Linked DNA regions of Homo sapiens: regions 1 and 2 are each linked to region 3. Evidence: read pairs that join two places in POLR2A ChIA-PET (ENCODE). Cell type or tissue: GM12878. All regions are shown on one strand.

Region 1 (4,000 bases), 58 kb before region 3:
GTTTGATGTCTAAGCAGGATTAATGATGAAAATCATCCAAGGACTGACAGTTATTCCACAGATGTGATTGCCAGTCTTACATGAGTCCTGCCTTGGGTTAGGTTGGAGGCACGGCAAGGAGAGCTTTGCTTCTGCCCTGGATAAACTCACAGGCTAGTGTTGCAGGCATCTTAATAAACTCGTAGTTATCATACAGCCTGATAAGCATGATCCTAGACTCAGAGACTTAGAGGAAAAAAGCAAATAACTATAAGTTATTTTGCATGTACTTCAGCCTTGGTCTAAGAACGTTATTTCTGACCATATGGCTGTTCATGTGTGCATTAGGCCTAATTTAAACAGGGCCAAAATGTAGATACTTTAAAAAATACTGTGTAACGTAGACATATGCTTAAGAGAACTGAAAGGCAGGGGGAGTTCCCTTGTTAAATATTAACCCACTAAGCACTATTTATGCATACTAAGAAGACTTAATAAACACCAGTCTACAATTTCTAAAGCATTTCATTAATTCTTTTTAAGTAAAAGACAATCAAGGCTCCGATTAGACTGACTGGAACAGGGTAATTTGAAGAACTATCTTTCTTAAATAACTCTTGTATGCCAAAAAATACAAGTAGGTTTTGAACCAGAGCGGGGGCTCTTCCTTTGAGCAGGGGAAAAAAAAGCTTCTGTTTTGTTTTGGTTTGAGGTTATATTACTGTTCTATTTATCAAGACACTTCTACGATGCTAGTTACAGAAATTCACAGTCCATTGTAACACTGGCATTTGCCTTCGGACTTTTTTGGGCTTGTGGTCTGTTCGTTTAAATGGAGACTGTAAAACTTTCAAAATGCCAACAAAGCTGTTTTCACTTAAAAACATATTTTTATAGATTGTCACTTGTTGTTCTTATATATGCCCAATTCTGTATATGCTATAGCACTATTTCTCTGCCCTCCATTTGCCAGACAAAAGATACACCCATCTGTCCTTCAGTGTGAATAAGGATTGAATGATTATTCCTCTCTCTTCCAAGCCATGGGACTTTCTCATAGGTGCCACCACCCCTGTGACCATCCCCTACCTGCCTTATCATTCCACCGGTGAGGGACCTCTCAGGTGTAGCTCCTTGTTAACTTCCAATTAGTGATGGGTAGGATTTACCTGAAGAAAACCGTAATGCGCTTAGATACTAGCAAAAGGGAGCAGAAGTGGGGAGTCTAATCAAAGTGAGAGGATAACCCTCACCCCAAACTTGCTGCAGGCAGCTGGGCAGGTCAAAATTCTGTGACCAGACACTATCCTTTTCCTCTAGTGATTATAAACTTTAACCTGTGCAGAGAAAAGATAGTATCTGCTGGCAAAATTTGTACTTACTTTGATTCCTCTAGTGCAAGATTATAGTGGGGTTATACCTGAGACTTCAATAAATGTTTGACTAACTAAACTAAAATAGCTTAGGGTAAGGACTACTTCCCCAAACGCCCTTTTAAACATGTGAGAAAGGGAATCTCCCTGACATACTGGTATGGCCATTTGTAGCAATATACTGAGAGTGACTTGGGTGATTTTCTGGGGCGATCAACCACATTCCATGAGCAGGTTAACTGTGGAAGACACCTGCCCTTGAGCATCGCGTTTGGGCCACATGCGTCAATGGGGAAATTTGTGTTTCCATTCTGCTTCTTGTTTTGCCTTCACAACTTCAGGGATAGAAGCGTATTCCATTTTTAGTTAATAATCAGCTCTCTGGGGCTTCCATGTAATGAGTCAGAAACTGATGACTGACTCCACTCTGCTCATTATCATGTCTCCCAAAAACAACCCGAGAACCCACTGTGTCAAGTGAAGCTTTAATTTTTCAGGGGAGGTTTTCTCCATTGAGACCAATACATCTTTTCTTGTGACAGATCCAGTTACCATATTTCCTTATTTTTAACTGTCGAAAAGACAGTTAAGCTGCAACAGAGTATGGTGAGTTTACCAATTTTAATACTTGAAGCACCAAACAAAGGATCAGTGTTGCAGGCTGTCTCTTCTTGACTTTTTCCAGCTCTCCTTAGCAGATAACCAGGATGATATTTTTTCTGCTTTACAACATGATGAATGCTATATCTCTATATTAACTCTGAAATTGAATTGCAGCCAAATATTCCTCTCAGCTGCATTAGAATTTTCTAAAAGAACATGAGACACATAAACTTAGTCTTCTTAGTTCAATGCTATATCTCAGATATATTGATATCTGATTTACAATTAAAATAGGAATAAAATTAAGTACAAATTATATCATCAGCTTTAAATATTGATTTATCTTCTTGAAAAAAAAAAAGCGAGTCCATAAAGGATGGCAGCATTGGCATTTCTGGATGTAAAATTTCAGGGCTATCTCCTAGCCATATCCTTTATGGATTCCTGCCAGCATCTTTAAAAACACACACACTGAAGACACACAGAGAGGTTTTGAGGTATTTTATAACAAAATTATAAGAACAGGGAGACAAAGCCACTTACTAAACATTAAAGTGATAGTATAAGAAGAAAATGATTTGAAGAAGTCCTAATTGAGGGAAATGAGCAATTGTCCACAAAACTTAACCCTGGGTTCCCAGGAACCGGGGTAGTGATGGTCATGGAGAGGGGTTTTAGAATCTGGTTATTTAGGAAAACATGCACACTAACTTGTTTCATTGAAAAAAACATTTATTGAGGCCCTACACCATGCAAAGCTCTATGCTAGGTGTTTTAGTTAAGCGAAAAAATGTCTAAGATAACTTTTGCCTTCAAGGAACTTACCAATCAGTAGGAGACCAAGACAAGGATACAAATCACTGTAATCCTGGACAATGTGTAGTAGACAGAGAGGCCCAACCCAGCTACAGTGGTATCTGAAGAGTTTCATGCCGGAGATAATGTTGAGACAAGTTTTAGAGAACAGGCAGGCGATACGGGGAGAGGGTCTTTCAGGTAGTGGAAACTGGAGGCGTCAAAGCAGGCATGAATGCGGGAGGTGTGTTTGGGGAATTGTGGAGAGTCTGATTTGACTGGGGCATGGAGAACTCTCCTGAGATAAATCCATAGTTTTGAGAACTTACCACTGCATACTAAGTTGTGAAACTTGTATAGACAGCCCTCCCTATCTTTGGGTTCCACATCCATGGATTCAACCAACTTTGGATCAAAAATATATGGGGTAGGGCAGGCACAGTGGCTTAGGCCTGTAATCCCAGCACTGTGGGAGCTCAAGGTGGGTGGATCACTTGAAGTCAGGAGTTCAAGTCCAGCCTGGCCAACATGGTGAAACCCTTTCTCTACTAAAAATAGAAAAATTAGCCAGGTGTGGTGGTGGGCGCCTGTAATCCCAGCTACTCGGGAGGCTGAGGCAGGAGAATTGCTTGAACCCAGGAGGCGGAGGTTGCAGTGAGCCGAGATCGTGTCACTGCACTCCAGCCTAGGGGACAGAGCGAGACTCTGTCTCAAAAAATAAATAAATAAACAAACAAATAAATAAAATAAAGTATATAGGAGGATGTGCATATGCAAGTACTACTCATTTAATATCAGGGACTTGAGCATCTTCAGATTTTGGTATCCACTGGGGGTTCCTAGAGCCAATCCCCTGAGGTTACTGAAGGATGGCTGCGTTTAACTGTACCAGGGATGTTGAAAGGATGTTGCAAAGGTTCTCAGACAAGGCAGGATGTGTGCGTGGGAGGAAGATTGACAGTGACTGAGCCTGGACGGGGGAGACCAGGTATGAGGTCTGAAGCACCTGGAACAGAAAGGACAGGACAGATGTGGGCACACTGCACGTGTAGAATCAAAGGACTGACAGCAGGTCGAATGTGAGGAATGAGGGAGGGAAAGAATCAGGACTCAAGTGCCATCCTGGCTGCCTCAAAAAATGATACTGTCTTCCAGAGGGAAAGGAAAGATAACAACAGTTACTGCTTTGTGGCGTACATGTGATGAATTTCATTTTGGACATTCCAGTAGGATATCCAAGTGGAAATGCC
Region 2 (4,000 bases), 100 kb after region 3:
GAGCTTAACTGGCTTCAAAAGTTTCACACAACTCCTTTCATATATGCATTTTCTGTAAGCTACTTGTAAATAAAGAAGGTACCTAGGAAAGGAAAATTGCCATCTCTGACAGTTCAATGCAAAAATGAGAGAGGAATGAGAGGGAGTCATGACTGAATTTTAGTGCCTTTGCTGCCAGGCACTTCACAGAAGTCATTTCATCCTCCTGACCACTCGACAACTACAGCCTTTTATTTTTCTCTGTTTTATGAATTCATAAATTTAGGCTCAGGGAGGTTAAATAACTCATCTAACATGAGTTAGATTTAAGCATTGCAGAGAACGAGAGGAGAACTGATAACTCATTCAACTCATTGACGAATCTAGTAATTTGCAGAGTTGAGGTTCAAGCACAGATCTGTCTGACTCTAATGTGTGTGCTCTTTCCTCTCCAATGCTACTAGCATGGGTGAGCTGTGAGCATTCTGGAGAGGGTGAAAAGTGGGAGGCAGAGGCAAAAGCTGAGTCAAATAGTTTTCTCAGATGAGAGAGAGTGGGCAGGCAGTGGATATTCGTGCAAGCAAGTTGGACGCCGTCAGAAATCTGAGCTGAAGTTATGTGGGTATACTCACGTCTTGTAGTCTCCGCTGAAGGACCCATTATCAAATAGGTGGAAAATACAAAAATTGAAGATATGGTGAAGCATTATCACCTGATCAACCCAGCATCCTGCTCTCATAGGTGGTGTACAATTTCACCCAGCCCAAGTCATTATGTCTTCCAGGAGAAAAGGAGGCTCTAGTAGGCACTGAGGACAAGCACATGATAAGCTATTGTTTTGCCTCCTGGGAATACTTGGTTGGCCCTTTATTTTTTAGTAGCAAGAAGATTTAGGAGTAGCACTCTGTATGTATGTTGATTGTTTGGCTTTGTACACAAATGTTAGAAAATTAAAGAATAGATTTGGTCATTGTCATGTCTGTTTGCCCTCACCAGACTTGACTTAGATATGGTTCTTTAAAGTCTCAGGCATTTTAGAATAACTTTGGGGAAGGTATTTACGAATTAATTTTTAAAAAAACTCTTTCATTTTAGAATTTTCTTAAAAGAGATATGTTTTTAAAATTTCAAATACCTAGAATTGGGCAAACGAGGTGTTGCCAAGTAGAGGCTCTGCTGAGCAAATAATGACCACATCAAAACACCAGCCCCAAGGAAGCAGGCTCCGATTCTGCTCCCAGAGCAGCACATTGGTGTGGTGTCAAATGCATGTTTCTAAAGAACTCAAACATTGTTTTCTCTTAGTTAGATAAACAAACTCCTTGATGTCTATTTATGACTAGTTGTTAGTGAGTCTCTTGGAAGTCATACAAAGCAGTGAGAACAAGAAGGTGTTTTGCAGGTTGGCTTTGAGTAAAGACCCTCTGTTTTGATCAGGGTCTTGGATGCCCTGCTCAATCCCCTACTCGAAGTTCTGAGGGCATTTCTCTGATTGTCCTCCAAAACTGTCCTGCCAACTGCTATAGATTAAATAGGTAAGGAGCAGCTACTAAGTTTCCTTCTTCCCTCCCATGAAGGAGCCCGGCCATGAGATTTAGCCAATGAGCCCATTTAACTCTCTGTTTTCTAGCTCATTTATCCAAGGGTTCAGTGCACCACTGGAAACCTTCATATAACAGAAAGCCAGTGTTTGGGGGGCATTTGGTTTCAACTTGCTTGTGTTTGAGCATTTATATTTATAATAGTGCTAATCTCTAAGGGACTCACATCGCATTAAGAGCTTTATCTTAGGCTGCCACGGAAACTAGCATGTACCAACATGACTGAGAACTATGAGAAATTGGGCTGGGCCTACAGAAAATTAATAAGCTCCGATTTTCATTTAAATTATCTTTTCCATGAGATTTTGTTTTGAAACCCACAAAGTCGGGCCAAGCCATTAGCATTCCCTATGCACACATTTATCCTCCCCCTGTAGCCTATGCTGTCCCCTCCCCTCGCCCCCAGCCCCTCATCTGTTATCGCCCCCCATCTATTATCGCCCCCCTTGCCTGAGTGAACTCGCCCTTCTCTGAACCGTCATGGCCACCCCTTCTGCCACCAGGACATTCTTGCTTGTATTGCTTGCTCCTGACCTCATAGAAGGAAAGGAGTAGTTGCATTTTTCTCTTGAATCCACCCCAGGGTTTTGATCATGCCAGTCATGTTACAGATGCCCAGTAATTTCTGCTGGGTTAGATGTTAGTCAGTTGCAGGGTAGATTGGTGTTAGGGGAGGTAGCCCGGCCATAGGCAAAAAAGTAGCTTAGGGTCACCGCAGTCAGTGTGGAGAAGGGAATTTTGGGGGGAAATCTGGACAGACGAATTTGACCAATCTATGAGGCTAATTATAGAAAAAAACACAAGAAGGGGGAAAATTTCTTTCAGTAATTAGAGAGATGACAGAGAAGCAGGGAATGCCCCTGATTGCATTATAGAAGAGGAGATCAAGATGACTTCAGAAGTCATTTGCTGAAGGTACAAAGAGAGCTCAAGGTGAAAGGAGTCCCATTTTCCTTCTTGGTGGAGGCGCAGCTTAGTAACCTTTGAGGAGTGTTGCCTGTCTTGCTAGGAAAAATATGACAGGAGTAGCCCAGTGGAGGTTGGAGACCTAATACCCCTTCTCACCCCCAAACCTGATAACTCATTCTTAAGCATCAAATCTTATGTTATAGTCCAATATTTCTGGACATTTTTCTGCCACAAGGTCTCCAGAATGTGTTAGCTTAGCTTCAGCCTTATAGGAATTCATATTTAAATCGACTTCTTTTTTCCTACCTGGAGACTGCTGGAATATCAGACTAAAACAGCTCACGGGAAGGCTGAGCAGAGTCTAATTCTAGAACTTGTGGCATGTTCATGGGACACGGAAAATACATAGAAGTGATGGTTTCACAGAGAAAGGGAAAAGTCACTCCAGAGAAAACTGGAGGGAGCCAAGAAAATGCGGAGAGAAAGTGGGGAATGGCAACCTCAGACGCAGAGGGAAAGAAAAACAAGAGAAGACGTACGTTAGCAATAAAAGAAAAAAAACCATCACAATGCCCGTTGGGCAGGAAAGTGATTTTTCTGCTTTTCTTTCAGCCCTCCTGGGCCCACAGTATTGAAGATAGGAGCAGAGTGCATTCACTGGTGTCCACTCTTCAGCTGGGTGTTGCTGAAGAAGAGAGAAACCTTAGCCATCTTGCCACCAGGTCACTCTCTTTCTTTCGTTTTCAGGCTGACCCAAGCAAAATAGGGGAAAATTGCATCTGGACAAAGGAAACTTCTCTTTCTGTACCTAAAAGCCTCATGTCAGGCTGGGCGCGGTGGCTCACGCCTGTAATCCCAGCACTATGGGAGGCTGAGTCAGGAGGATCACTTGAGGTCAGGAGTTTCAGGCCAGCCTGGCCAACATGGTGAAACCCCAATTCTACAAAAAAACTACAAAAATTAGCCAGGCATGGCGGTGGGTGCCTGTAATCCCAGCCATTCGGGAAGACTGAGGCAGGAGAATTGCTTGAACCTGGGAGGCAGAGGCTGCAGTGAGCCGAGATCGCACCACTGCACTCCAGCCTGGGTAACTGACAGAGGGAGACGCTGTCTCAAAATAAATAAATAAATAAATAAATAAATAAATAAATAAATAAATAAATGCCTCATGTCAGGAGAACCCTTTCTGTAGAGAGCCATATAATTAAGCACTGTGTTTGTTCCAAACAAAAACTAGAGAAAGGGTTAAAAATCAATATTATTAGTGACATCTCCTCTCTTCTTCACTGTTAATCATCTGCCGGTCACTGTCATAACAGTGTTATTTTTCAGGCCTGAAATGAAAATTGGCGATTACATCAAGCAAAGAGTTTGAAAGGAAGGCTGGGTTACTGCATGATTATTCGGACTCTCCCTGTAAATACGTGAATAGTTCCAGCTTCCCCTCACATGGGTTGAGGGTAACAGAATGACATCTCCCTGGGCTAGAAGAGAAACAGAGACAGAACAAG
Region 3 (4,000 bases):
CCCATGTTTTGCAGCTTTGCATTCTTTCTCCTCTACATTTCATCTCTGCCTGCATTCCATGTCACCTTTGGAAGACCTCATATGTCACTGTCTTTCTGCCCTCATTGAACAGAGTGCACTACCCGTGAGCTTCCAGTATGGTGCCTTCTGGCAATCTACTTGAAGATATGATCTTCATTTTGGTTGAAATCTAATACCCCATGTGAAGAACAAGGACAGTACAACTCAAAATTCTGGACCACTGCATATGGTATCTTTTCTATAACCCATATTTTAAATACGTGTATTAATTTATAACACAAACATATGGATGTTTCAAATAACGTTGGGCTATAAAAAACTGGTATTGATAATTGTGACCCCAATGATGAGAAGCACTCATCAGAAGAAGAAGGAATTCCATTTTTTTTTTTTAAGGCAGGGTCTTGCTCTGTTGCCCAGGCTTGAGTGCAGTGACATGATTTCAGCTCCTGCAACCTCTGCCTCCCTGGTTCAAGCGATCCTCCCACCTCAGCCTCCCAAGTAGCTGAGATCACAGGAGTGCACCACCACACCCAGCTTTTTTTTTTTTTTTTTTTTTTTTTTAGCAAAGACAGGGTTTCCCTATGCCGCCCAGGCTGGTCTTGAACTCCTGACCTCAAGTGATCCACCCGCCTCAGCCTCCTAAAGTGTTGGGATTATAGACGTGAGCCACCTTGCCTGGACAGGAAGAAGGAACTCTGTCTAAGCACATTTTTGGTTTTGTCCAGTCATGTTGTTTACACGGCCATTGTTACAAAGCAGAAAAGCCACCAGGCATCTCTTTACCTCTGAAGCAAGCATTCTAAATAGTTGAGAGTTTGTGGTACATAAAAAGAAGCCTTCTCTCATGCTAATGTTTTCAAAACAAGTTGTGACTTCTGAAAGTAGAGACCAAAGAAAGAATAACTTGAACAAGATTTCAGTGGGTAGAAAATAAACACTAACTTTATATGTATTTCAAGAACGTAAAAGAAACAGGTGGGAAATGAATCCTCCTCGATAAGAGAGAAATGCTTAGTAGGGTGGAAAAAAAAAAAAGACAACATTCAGCAGTTTTTGGAACTGTGCGAGTCCAGAGAGTTTCTTTCTTTCTTTCTTTCTTTTTTTTTTTTCTGGTTAGCTCTCATAGCCACAAATATGTATATTATTTCCTTCTTGCCCACAATTTACTGAGAATCATCTTTCTAATATACTGGGGAATCCCAAATAAAAATCTCATTTTTCTAAACACAGACAAGTCTTTTAACTCCTGCAATTAAATGATTCAACTATTCATATGTAGACTGTAAAAGAAATAATCAAATTGTTCTAGTAGAAATCTCCAACGGCCATCTCAAATAGTTTCCTTCCCAAATTTATACTGTAAACGGCTTAGGTTTAGGGAGGGGTTTTGCCCTAGTCACTGATGTTTTGAAATAGGACTCAGAAACCTCTTTCATAAAGTCTCTGCGGTGATTGGGCTACCCCAGCAATGTGATATAGTGGTAGGATTACAGAATATTTTAACCCTTTTCTGAATGTTGCAATATATTCTTATATGGGAAATGATTGATTATTAACTACTTAGAATGTGTTTCTTTTCCAAGCATGTCAGCAGAGTAAGTACAGCAGACTTCGTAGGCGATCAGTGTAGTGTCAGGTGTGAGCAGTATGGACTGGAGATGGTCTGCCTGGATTCAAACCTCTGCTCTGTCCTTTCCTACCCAGGCTTTTCTGGGGCTCCTTCTGCTCATCTGCTAAGTGCCACGTATTACAGCATTTTCCTCATAGGGCTGCTGTGAGCTTTAAATGCGTTTATGAGTTAACTGCTTAGAACAGTGCCAGCTATGTAATAAACACTACGTAAGTGGCAGCTACACCATGCATAAACAAACGCAAACTGTGTGCATCTGAGGAATAATTCTAGTTAACATTAAAGTGTGTTTTTGTGTACAGAGTTGGTGTCTGTTGTCTGTGCATTCACTTTTTAAAAATCGGGAAATAGCAGATGTTAGGAACCTATTTATTTTGCTTGCTCTTCCTTCTACTTTCTGCTTGCTACCTACTCTATTCTAGTTCCAGACTTGATCTGTTTCTCTGTGCAGGGTTGCTCCTATGTACAACCAATGCAGAACTGACCCCATCAAATTTACAAAGTGTATTAGTCTGTTTTCACGCTGTTGATAAAGATATACCTTAGACTGGACAATTTACAAAAGAAAGAGGTTTATTGGACATACAGTTCCACGTGGCTGGGGAGACCTCACAATCACGGTGGATGGTGAAAGGCACATCTCACGTGGCAGACAAGAGGAGAGGATCAAGTCACATCTTACATGGATGGTGGCAGGCAAAGAGAGCTTGTGCAGGGAACTCCCATTTTTAAAACCATCACATCTTGTGAGACTCATTCATTATCATGAGAACAGTGCAGAAAGACCTACCACCATAATTCAATTGCCTCCCACCGGGTTCCTCCCACAGCATGTGGGAATTGTGGGAGTTACAACTCAAGATGAGATTTGGGTGGGGACACAGCCAAACCGTATCAATAGGTATGGAAGGAAGTAAAATACTATTTTTTGGTAAGAGCTCTCCCACTAAGATATGAGGACATATGCAGAAAGTGAGGAAATAAAACTCAAAGAAAGTGAGGAAATAAAACTCAAAATTGGCTTTCAAAAGCAAATTTTCTGTCAGTAAGATGTGACACGAATGTTAAAGTTTTAACAGGTTTTGTTTCCTTGTAAATATTTACTTCACTATATCTAATAATCTTTGTGAATGAAGATCTCATTGGTGTCTTTTTTAAGATATTAAGAATATTAGGATTACTTATATTTGAGGACTAAAAGATTGGTAGAGACATAATTCTATCCTTGTGGCTTCTTTGCATACTTTAATGCTAAAGTTCAGTACTTAAGATTGAATAAAAATGTCTTGACAATCAGATATAAAATACCTTCTTTGGGCTGGGCACAGTGGCTCACGCCTGTAATCCCAGCACTTTGGGAGGTCGACATGGGTAGATCACCTGAGGTTAGGAGTTTGAGACCAGCCTGACCAACATGGTGAAACCCCATCTCTACTAAAAATACAAAAATTAGCTGGGCGTGGTGGCAGGTGCTTGTAATCCCAGCTACTTGGGAGGCTGAGGCAGGAGAATCGCTTGAACCCGGAAGGTGGAGTTTGTAGTGAGACGAGATCACGCCATTGCACTCCAGCCTGGGCAACAAGAGAGAAACTACGTCAAAAAAAAAAAGAAAAAAAAACCTTCCTTAGTGTCAGTCACTCTTTTTCTTTTCTTTCTTTCTTTTTTTTTTTGAGACAGAGTCTTGCTCTGTCACCCAGGCTGGAGTGCAGTGGCGGGATCTCGGCTCACTGCAAGCTCCGCCTCCCGGGTTCACGCCATTCTCCTGCCTCAGCCTCCTCAGTAGCTGGGACTACAGGCGCCCGCCACCACGCCTGGCTAATTTTTTTGTATTTTTTAGTAGAGACGGGGTTTCACCGTGTTAGCCGGGATGGTCTCGATCTCCTGACCTGGTGATCCGCCTGCCTCGGCCTCCCAAAGTGCTGGGTAGTCACTCTTTTTCTTAAGGTTACACAGTCATGGTTGACTTTGTAGGGGCTCAGGACATGCCACCCCAGACTATCATCTCCTTTTCCAAGGACTGTTCCAATATAATTTCTAGTACCTGAGAGACTTTCTCTGCATAATAAGACACACTTGACCCACCATACAGAGCCTCCCCTCATCAACGCACAGCTTGTGTCCCCACCACCCCCAGAAGCCCCAAGCCCCTATTCCGTTCCATAGCTCAGGATGCTAAATGAGTTTCAACCGTGTGACCCTTCTTCAAGTCTCATATTTTGTGGGACTCCCATGTGCACCTACATTATTAAATATGGGGTTTCTTTCTGTTAATTTGTCTTACGTCAATTCATAACCCAGCCAAGAAACCCAGAGCGGTGGAGGAAAGCCATTTCTCTCTCCCCTACA

Evidence for each region. Peaks named below come from ENCODE experiments on the same cell type or tissue, not always from the same donor. Only the 100,000 strongest peaks of a DNase experiment are listed, where the experiment ranks them.
Region 1: POLR2A ChIA-PET joins it to region 3 with 5 read pairs; 7 of 35 experiments call an interaction of 5 or more read pairs at or near these places.
Region 2: POLR2A ChIA-PET joins it to region 3 with 7 read pairs; 6 of 35 experiments call an interaction of 5 or more read pairs at or near these places.

What each region holds. Positions count from the first base shown.
Region 1 is chr18:63,309,343-63,313,342 of GRCh38, reverse strand. The region is part of intron 2 of BCL2 (BCL2 apoptosis regulator); the gene reads left to right. Among named protein-coding and RNA genes, the nearest start is that of BCL2, 8.4 kb to the left of the region's middle. RefSeq lists an enhancer at 1,556-1,765. In GM12878, no CTCF peak of the experiment used is centred here; a DNase peak (open chromatin) is centred at 1,612; H3K4me3 peaks cover 2,574 bases; H3K27ac peaks cover 3,707 bases.
Region 2 is chr18:63,149,497-63,153,496 of GRCh38, reverse strand. All of the region lies in intron 2 of BCL2 (BCL2 apoptosis regulator), which reads left to right. Among named protein-coding and RNA genes, the nearest start is that of BCL2, 170 kb to the left of the region's middle. RefSeq lists an enhancer at 2,294-2,463. In GM12878, no CTCF peak of the experiment used is centred here; DNase peaks (open chromatin) are centred at 428 and 2,296; H3K4me3 peaks cover 1,666 bases; H3K27ac peaks cover 3,823 bases.
Region 3 is chr18:63,250,969-63,254,968 of GRCh38, reverse strand. All of the region lies in intron 2 of BCL2 (BCL2 apoptosis regulator), which reads left to right. Among named protein-coding and RNA genes, the nearest start is that of BCL2, 67 kb to the left of the region's middle. In GM12878, no CTCF peak of the experiment used is centred here; no DNase peak of the experiment used is centred here; H3K4me3 peaks cover 251 bases; H3K27ac peaks cover 1,179 bases.